2 separate regions of the Homo sapiens genome follow, and region 1 is linked to region 2. A link is an interaction called in ENCODE POLR2A ChIA-PET data of the cell type or tissue named here. Cell type or tissue: Panc1. All regions are shown on one strand. Each heading gives the region's core, and the rest is flanking DNA. Links, peaks and the distances in the headings are about the cores only.

What was found. ChIA-PET counts read pairs that join two places held together with the same protein. Peaks named below come from ENCODE experiments on the same cell type or tissue, not always from the same donor. Only the 100,000 strongest peaks of a DNase experiment are listed, where the experiment ranks them.
Region 1: POLR2A ChIA-PET joins it to region 2 with 6 read pairs; 3 of 35 experiments call an interaction of 5 or more read pairs at or near these places.

Annotation. Positions count from the first base shown.
Region 1 is chr10:113,804,685-113,809,081 of GRCh38, forward strand. No RefSeq gene overlaps it. Among named protein-coding and RNA genes, the nearest start is that of MIR4483, 29 kb to the left of the region's middle. In Panc1, for the core only: no CTCF peak of the experiment used is centred there; no DNase peak of the experiment used is centred there; H3K27me3 peaks cover 654 bases.
Region 2 is chr10:114,165,349-114,169,745 of GRCh38, forward strand. The region is part of intron 1 of CCDC186 (coiled-coil domain containing 186); the gene reads right to left. Among named protein-coding and RNA genes, the nearest start is that of MIR2110, 6.6 kb to the right of the region's middle. In Panc1, for the core only: no CTCF peak of the experiment used is centred there; no DNase peak of the experiment used is centred there; H3K27ac peaks cover 1,051 bases.

The DNA of each region.
Region 1 (4,397 bases), core at 298-4,297, 360 kb before region 2:
CATCCCCTCCTCCTATCCTCAACAATTTCTCTTCAAAAGGTACAAAAGGGGTTGCTCTCCCTTCTTCTTGCAATGCTCCCGAGAAAGAGAAGACACTGAGACACTGAGATTGGGTAGAGACACAGTAGAGCACTAGTGATATTTTGAAAGTGTAATTTGAAAGAAGTGAATTTAGGATAAACAAATTTCTGAATTTCTAAAAAAAAAAAAAAAAATCGAGAAACTCCTCATTCCATGGGGAGGTGCAGGTTGAAAACAGATGAGTTTAAGAAAGTTTTAAATAAGTTTTTGAGTCAATGATATATCCAAATGGCTTATTCGAGGACATGGGGAATGTCAGAGGGACATCTCTAATCCTTTGGAAATGTATAGTGTTGAAATTGAAATCACATCCCTCAGTGTTACCATCAAAGGTCATTTTTACACTGCATGAATTTAGAGGCTAGCCTAGTTGGAAAATTTTTACTTAGCTTTCTTTAGGATCCTGAGCATCAACAATTTTGGGCAGAGAGTATATAAAAAAACAAACAAACATGTAGTTAACCACTCCGAAATTCTGTAGCTATTTTATGACAACATTTTCCGTTGTTTCCATTCATTGGAGTCATATTTTCCTCCTCATGCATTTCTTTTGATAATGTTTTACAGACATTGCTGATTGACATTTATTATCTGAATGTCTCCTTCCCAGACTGAAGTATGATCTTCGTTAGCCATAAGCAGTCAGCAAGCATCTCCTATGACTTGGGGTCCTGGGCTAGTTGCTGGCTACCTTTTCAGTTATTCCCAAAGTGTGGTCATTGCTTTAAGAATTCATTTATTTCAAAATAATACAAGGTCTACTCAATTAGTAGCAACAAAGAGTCAACCAACCCTAAAAATCAAGATAACAACAAAATAGGGACTATTACATTTTCCTCTTATTCTTTTTATTTTATTTTGAGACAGGGTCTTGCTCTGTCACCCAGGCTGGAGTGTGATGGCACAACCTAAGCTCACCGCAACCTCTGCCTCCCAGGTTCAAGCAATTCTCCCACCTCAACCTCCTGAGTAGCTGGGATTACAGGCATGTGCCACCATGCCCAGTTAATTTTTACATTTTTATAGAAACAGGTTTTCACCATGTTGGCCAGGCTGGACTTGAACTCCTGGGTTCAAGTGATCCACACATCTCGGCCTCCCAAAGTGCTGGGATTACAGGCGTGAGCCACTGCACTGGCCTTATTCTATTTTTCTTTATTGCAAATTTTGAGAAACAAGTTTGTATCTGGAATATGTGGATCAGGTTACTCCCAGTGTATTCTGTTAGCACTCTATCACCCTTAGCATAAAACTCAACTTCTTTGCTATAGTCAGCCAGGTCCTGTACAATAACATCGCTTCCAGCATCGTCACTGTCTCCAGAGCGCCCACACTCCACCCATACTGGTTTCCGTTTGTACCTCAAATGCTTCAAGCTTTTTTCCCCCACAGCAAGCTGTTTGTACATGCTGTTCCCTCTTCCTTTCCAGCTTTTTCTTCCTCTGCCTTTGCCAGCTAGATCTTTCTCATTTATTGCCTCTTTAGAAAAACCAAAATGCAAAACAAAAATACATGTATGGGGCCAAGAGGTGAGCACTATTTCCCAAAACTTATTAGGATTGAGTAATAATGGAAAACAGTTTAGCAACATAAACCTTTATAAATAAAAAGCAGAGAGCTGTCTTAAGTTTTTAATCATTCATCTCAATTATTTATTTAAAACAGCTTATTTTTGATAAACTGCAGTTTGGTTTAAGTTTAAATAAATACGAGTCTTCTACTCCCACCCATGAAAAATGAAGTCTAACAGGTGATTAAGGAGTATAAAATAGGCTGGGTGCTGTAGCTCATGCCTGTCATCCCAGCACTTTGGGAAGCTGAAGCAGAAAGATCACTTGAGCTCAGAAGTTTGAGACAAGCCTGGGCAACATAGCAAGACCCCCATCTCTACAAAAAATACAAAAATTAGCTGAGCGTGGGGGTGCACGCCTGTGGTTCCAGCTACTCAAGAGGCTGAAGCAGGAAGACGGCTTGAGCCCATGAACTGGGGGCTGCAGTGAGCCATCATCGCACCACTGAACTTTAGCCTGGGCAACAGAGCAAGACCCTCAACCCATACCAAAAAAAAAAAAGGAATATAAAATAGAAAACACAGGAGCTTTTTTGTTTGTTTCTTTTTTGCCTTGGGTTATTCTCAGATGCCAGGTTTTCAGGTGTGTTTGGTGATATTTTATCTTTCACCACATTGTTAGCTGGATGGTCCTCTCCCCTGATGCTTCCTTCCCTCCCCTCCCCTGTGTGGGTCATTTATGATCATCTTCTAGGAGCTCCTGCATATTAAGCCACAGGAGAGAAAACCCAGCAGCATGGGTTCCATGACGAGGCTATGCCAGCCACCTGGCTGGGCACTAAATCTCAATGTCTTTCCACCTCATAATACTATTAATACTATTAAAAGTTGGCTGTGGCCGGACACAGTGGCTCAGGCCTGTAATCCCAGCACTTTGGGAGGCAGAAGAGGGCAGATCACTTAAAGTCAGGAGTTCAAGACCAGCCTGGCCAACATGGTGAAACCCCATTTCTACTAAAAACACAAAAATTAGCTGGGCATGGTGGCGCGTGCCTGTAGTCCCAGCTACTCAGGAGGCTGAGGCACAAGAATCGCTTGACCTGGGAGGATGAGGTTGCAGTAAGCCGAGATCATGCCACTGCACTCCGATCTAGGTGGCAGAGCGAGACTTCATCTTAAAAATAAATAAATAGGCCAGGTGCGGTGGCTCACGCCTATAATGCCAGCACTTTGGGAGGCCAAGGCGGGTGGATCACAAGGTCAAGAGATTGAGACCATCCTGGTCAACATGGTGAAACCCCGTTTCTACTAAAAATACAAAAATTAGCTGGGTATGGTGGTGTGCACCTGTAGTTCCAGCTACTCGGGAGGCTGACGCAGGAGAATCACTTGAACCCAGGAGGCAGAGGTTACAGTGAGCTGAGATCGCGCCACTGCACTCCAGTTTTAATTCCTTATTAAAACTTTGTTTCAGGTATATCATCTTATTTATACATGTTTATATTCTTAAGCTCCCAGCAGATGAGGCTCCCAAATCTTATTCTTTAGAGACCTGTTATGCTGGTATCTTTTATGCTGTCTGTGGCGTAGCAATGCAGAAGCTTTTTCCTCTTTCGGTATTTGCACATACATATTTCTTTAATATTTCAGGAGGCTTAGAGCTAAGCAACACCCACATTTCTTGCCTGATGATTCAGGTGCTAAAAAAAAAACTGCTAAATTTTCTGTGTTTTTTTCTTTTTCTTTTCTTTTTCTTTTTTTTTTTTTAAGTCTTGCCGAATTAAGCAGAACTAAATTTTATCTTTTACAGGGAGAAAAACAGAGTTCTGGGACCTACGGATTAAAGCAGATTCTCGAATTTTTTGTTGGCATCAAGAAACATCTGAAGGCCTTGTCTCTTTCAAACAAAAGCAAAAAAGCCCTGCAGATTACAAATTCCCAGGTCCCACTCCTAGAGATGCTGATTTCGGCTCAGGAATTTGTCTATTTTTTTTAAAGCTAGGGCCCTAGGTAATTCTGAGAAAGACTCACAGACTATGCTCTGAGAAACCTTAGAATGAAGATGAGTGGTTTCAGGTATTCTCACCTAATTGTCCAGCTGCCATCAAGGGTAATTTCGGTCTGAGCTCAGAAAGAAACCCACACAAGTCCTTCTGTGAGTGAACTGAATATTCTACAATAAGTGGTTTTAGATGCCTTGGGAAGAGAGAAAGGCAAATGTTTTGTTTCAAAAAAGTAGCCTTATTTCACACTCTACCGTCTTGTTCTTCTTGTCCTCTTCTTCTTCCTTTTCTTTTGCCTTCTCTTCCTCATCTCCCTTATCCCCCTCTTCTTCCTCTTCTTCCCTTTCTTCTTCCTTTCTTCCTCCTTCTTCTTTTTTGGTTCATTTGGGCAAATGTTATTTTCTCCTCTCCTTATCCAATCTCCTTTTTCAGAGGCTGAAGTGAAGTCTGCCACAAAACTCTTAAGAAGATGAGGTAGGTACGTCTCTACTGCTAGCAGAACTTAAAGGTAGGACTCAGAACTTAAGAGACCACTCTCTGCAGAGTCCTGGAATTGGCTGGGAATAAATCACCTTTCTTATTTTTCAAGACGAATCTGATAGGCATGACGTAAAATAGTGGAGAAATTCAGGAATGCACCATTGCTTGGATCCTAGCAAAGGAGCATTGCTCTCTATCCCACTCCATACACCATAACAGGAACAGGCAAACAGGTGGCAGTCCGTGGAGTGCCACTACATTCAAACAAGTTCAAAGCCATCACACACAGGAGCTAAGGAAGAGGCTGCCACAAGATTCTCAGG
Region 2 (4,397 bases), core at 74-4,073:
AACAGAGGCACTGCCACCTACATTACCTCACCCAAAGTAACTCACTTTAAGATATAACTTGTGGGCTGGGCGTGGTGGCTCACGCCTGTAATCCCAGTACTTTGGGAGGCCAAGGAGGGCAGATCACAAGGTCAGGAGTTCAAGACCAACCTGGCCAAGACGACGAAACCCTGTCTCTACTAAAAATACAAAATTAGCTGGGCGTGGTGGCAGCCGCCTGAAATCCCAGCTACTCGGGGAGCTGAGGCAGAGAACTGCTTGAACCCGGAAGGCAGAGGTTGCAGTGAGCCAAGATTGCGCCACTGCACTCCAGCCTGGGCGACGGAGCGAGACTCTGTCTCAAAAAAAAATTAGCCGGGCATTATGGTGGGTGCCTGTAATCCCAGCTACTCGGGAGGCTGAGACAGGAGAATCGCTTGAACCCAGGAGGCGGAGGTTGTAGTGGGCCAAGATCGTGCCATTGCACTCCAGCCTGGGCAACAGAGCGAGACACTTTGTCTCAAAAAAAAAAAAAGTAAGGAGAGGGAGCACATCTTTGAGTCAAATTATACCTCTTCATGCCAAGCAGCTGGGAACAGCTTCAACTTTTCTTCAGAGAAAACAATGAGTTTGTGACTTCATTTTTTTTTTAATGGCTAGAACCTGTCTTAATTTCTGGAATAAGTTTTTTGTAGTAACCAAAAGTGGCGGCAAAGTTACATCGGACCAAGGGATTCTTAAAGGACTGCACTGCAGAGGAAAGTACAGAGGTTAGGAGTGTTTTACACTGTATGACTGGAGACCCAGTAAGGAAAAAATAAAACCATTTCACGTTTATACCCAGATTTAAGATTCCTCAGTAAACCAGTTGTACTACTTTTCCATTCTTATCTCTCAACACATTCCTGAAATCCTGGCACTCCATCATACTTTACTAGCCCAACCAGTCTAACTCAAAGATTCCCCCAACTTGCGTATTAACATTTCAATGGCTTTGTTCTCAACTAGAATGTTCTTCCCTTAGGTCTATCTGAAGTCTATGTTTAAAGGACCAATTCTAATGTCACATCTTCCTCCAAATTTTCTCTCATCACAAGTACAAAAATAGTCTCTCAGGGTAAATTTAAAAACACTGCATTTACACTCATCAAGCACATAGAGCCTTTCTTGTGACCTTTTTGAAGAGGCAGCATTTAGCCTTTTAAATGATCTTTGTACTTGCACGAAGATGGAACCTCCCTCTGAACTGAATCAAACTCTTAAGTCTCATGCAATATGACAGTAATAATAAATCTAACAAACATATTCTCTACTACATTTACACGCATTTTTGCAAATGCTCTTCAGTGGCTATACAAATGAAGGTGGGGTCAACTGGGTTTACACAGTGATCTAGGGAGCAAACAGCATTCAGTGGATGGAAAACAGGTTGTAAGATGACAATGTGGAAGACAGTATAGAACAACAAAAACGTGTCATCCTGCTGGATATTCATCTAGATTTAAAAAGCTGTTTATTTGGTTACCTAAGCTTAGAATGTTTTACATATCCTCCTCCTGTAAATTAAGGAAGACTCAGATTAACCTCAAAAGGCAAGTACTTTCTGTAACTTCTGTCAGCAATATGCTCATGACTTTAAGAAAAATCATGTAAATTGGCATGTGATAACTACTTAGCTTGCAAGCTGGTTTTTTTTTTTTTTTTTTTTTTTAAAGATGGAGTCTCGCTCTGTTGCCAAGCTGGAGTGCAATGGCGCGATCTCGGCTCACTGCAACCTCTGACTCCCTGGTTCAAGCTATTCTCCTGCCTCAGCCTCCCAAGTAGCTGGGATTACAGGCACGAGCCACCATGCCCAGCTAATTTTTGTATTTTCAGTGTAGACGGGGTTTCACCATGTTGGCCAGGATGGTCTCAATCTCTGGACCTCGTGATCCACCCGCCTCGGCCTCCCAAAGTGCTTGCACACCTTCTGATGATGTTCAAATGAATACTGTTTGGCAGCCAAAGGAAAAGGAGGGGATTAACAATGGTCTATGTGTATATACGTAACAAAGCCATCACCATAAATAGCTGCACAAGAGTGGTAGCAGATGGGGAGAAAAAGCAATGAACTTGATTATGTCCACAATTAACCAGAAGAAAAACAGTAAGCTGAGTCCTCATGTAGGCCTCCAGTTGACAATACTGATACAAGCCAATTTGGTTGCTGTCCAAGCTTTTTTGGGGGAGAGAGGTATGGGGTAAAAGGGGAGCCGTCATCGAGGCTACTAAGGATAGAATGGCAAGTAGTAGACTAAAGGGGAAGGATGTAAAACAAGACATTAGTTGGCAAGATTATTTTAATTTAAGAAGTGCTGATACACTGGGGGTGCAGCATGTAATCCCAACACTTTGGAAGGCTGATGTGGAAGGATTTATTGCGCCCAGGAGTTTGAGACCAGCCTGGGCAACATAACAAGACCTAATCTCCGTAAAAAAAAAAAAAAAAAAAAAAAAAAAATTGTTAAAGTTAGCTGGGCATGGTGGCATGCACCTGTAGTCCCAGCTACTCAGAAAGCTGAGATGGGAGGATCACTTGAGTCCAGGAGTTCAAAGCTGCAATGAGCTATGATGGCACCACTGTACTCCAGCCTGAGCAAGAGTGAGACTCGTTCTCTAAGAAAAAGAAATGCTTGTACAAAGCAAATTTACACTCATATATATATATAGTAATTACAATTATAGATTATAATACCTTTTAGCAACTCTTACTCATTAGGAGAAATACTATAATACAGTACAGTCACAAAATTCCTTTTAACTCAAATACTTTTTCTCCCTTAGAGTTGTTTCTGTTTCTGACACAGTACTACAGGACCAATTCACACTTCGAAATCATTTCAGTGGGTGAGAACTGGTTTCGCTCTTACTGGAGCTCATCAGCTGTAGGCAACTGGTCAAGAAACAATTTTTTACTTGCCTTAAAGTCAACCATTACCCACTCTGGAACTTATTTTTTAATGAAAGAACTCACATTTCTACAAAATTATTTCCATACAAGAGCCACGTAAATGAAAACACTGTCTTCTGGTTCCATTTCCTGTTTTTCTAATTAGCAGTATAAACAACAAAAAATTTAGGTTTGATAAACTGCAAATATTGCCCCTATATATAACATCACTATTGTAAAATCTAAGATTGGTTCAAGGTATTTTTCAGACCCTGCATTTTGATGGACCAGCTGATGCCTGCCACCTGGACCACTAAACTGGCTCGACTGGTCTTGTGACTTGGCACAAGAAGACAGCCTCAACCCCTTATGAGTCATCCCCGACCCAACCAATCAGCATTCCCCATTCCCTAGCCCCCTGCCCACCAAATTATCCTTAAAAAACCCTAGTCTCCTAATTTTCAGGGAGATTGGTTTGAGTAATTAACTTCTTACTACTACTTGGCTGCCTCTGCATTTCTTAAAACTTTCTCTATTGCAATACTGCTGTCTCAGTAAACTGCCTCTATCTGTGCAGCAGGCAAGAACCTGTCAGGCGATTACAAACTCACAGATATTCAGTAACAGGTTATCAAACAAACTAGTCTCATGCAAAGGTACTAAGAGATACATTTCCAAACTAGATGTTCATTTTTACCAAATACATATTGAGCATCTATTAATATGTATTCTAGGTGTTGGGAACATGGCAGTGAATAAAACAGAAATCCTCATTTTATTCTTCGTGTTTTACTGCCAATAAACACTACAGTATTATGAATTCTACAGTATTTAATGTTACAGTATTTTAACTTTAAGGTTTGCCAGGGCTCCATCAGAAGCTAAGTAAGAAATGCAGAAGTGTTTTAAGTATATTAAGAGAAATTTGGCTTCATTCACAGACTATAAATTTTTAAATTATAAACTGTAGTACCATTCTTTTTTTTTTTTTTTTTTTTTTTTCTTAAAAATGGAGTCTCACTCTGTCACCCAGGCTGGAATGCAGTGGTGCCATCTTAGCTCACTGCAACCTCTGCCTCCTGGGTTCCAGCGATTCTCCCGCTCAGCCTCCCAAGTAGCTGGGATTACAGGGTTGTGCCATCACACCCAGCTAATTTTTGTATTTTTAGTAAAGATGGGGTTTCACCATGTTGGCCAGGCTCTCTGGAACTCCTGACCTCAAGCAATCCACCAGCCTCAGCCTCCCAAAGTGCTGGGATTACAGGCATGAGCCCCTGCGCCCAGCCCATACCATTCTTAAATAATACCAGTTGTACACTTCTCAAGTAATATCCATTAAGCAAACTGAACTTGAGACCACTCCTGTTCTTCAATATAATGGTTTATTGTCCTTTGTAGGAAAAGTACCTACATCAAAAGAGTTTGTATTCTCCAAAAACACCTTGAAAGCAGCATAAACAAAAGAATAACATCTTTCTGACTAGTTCTA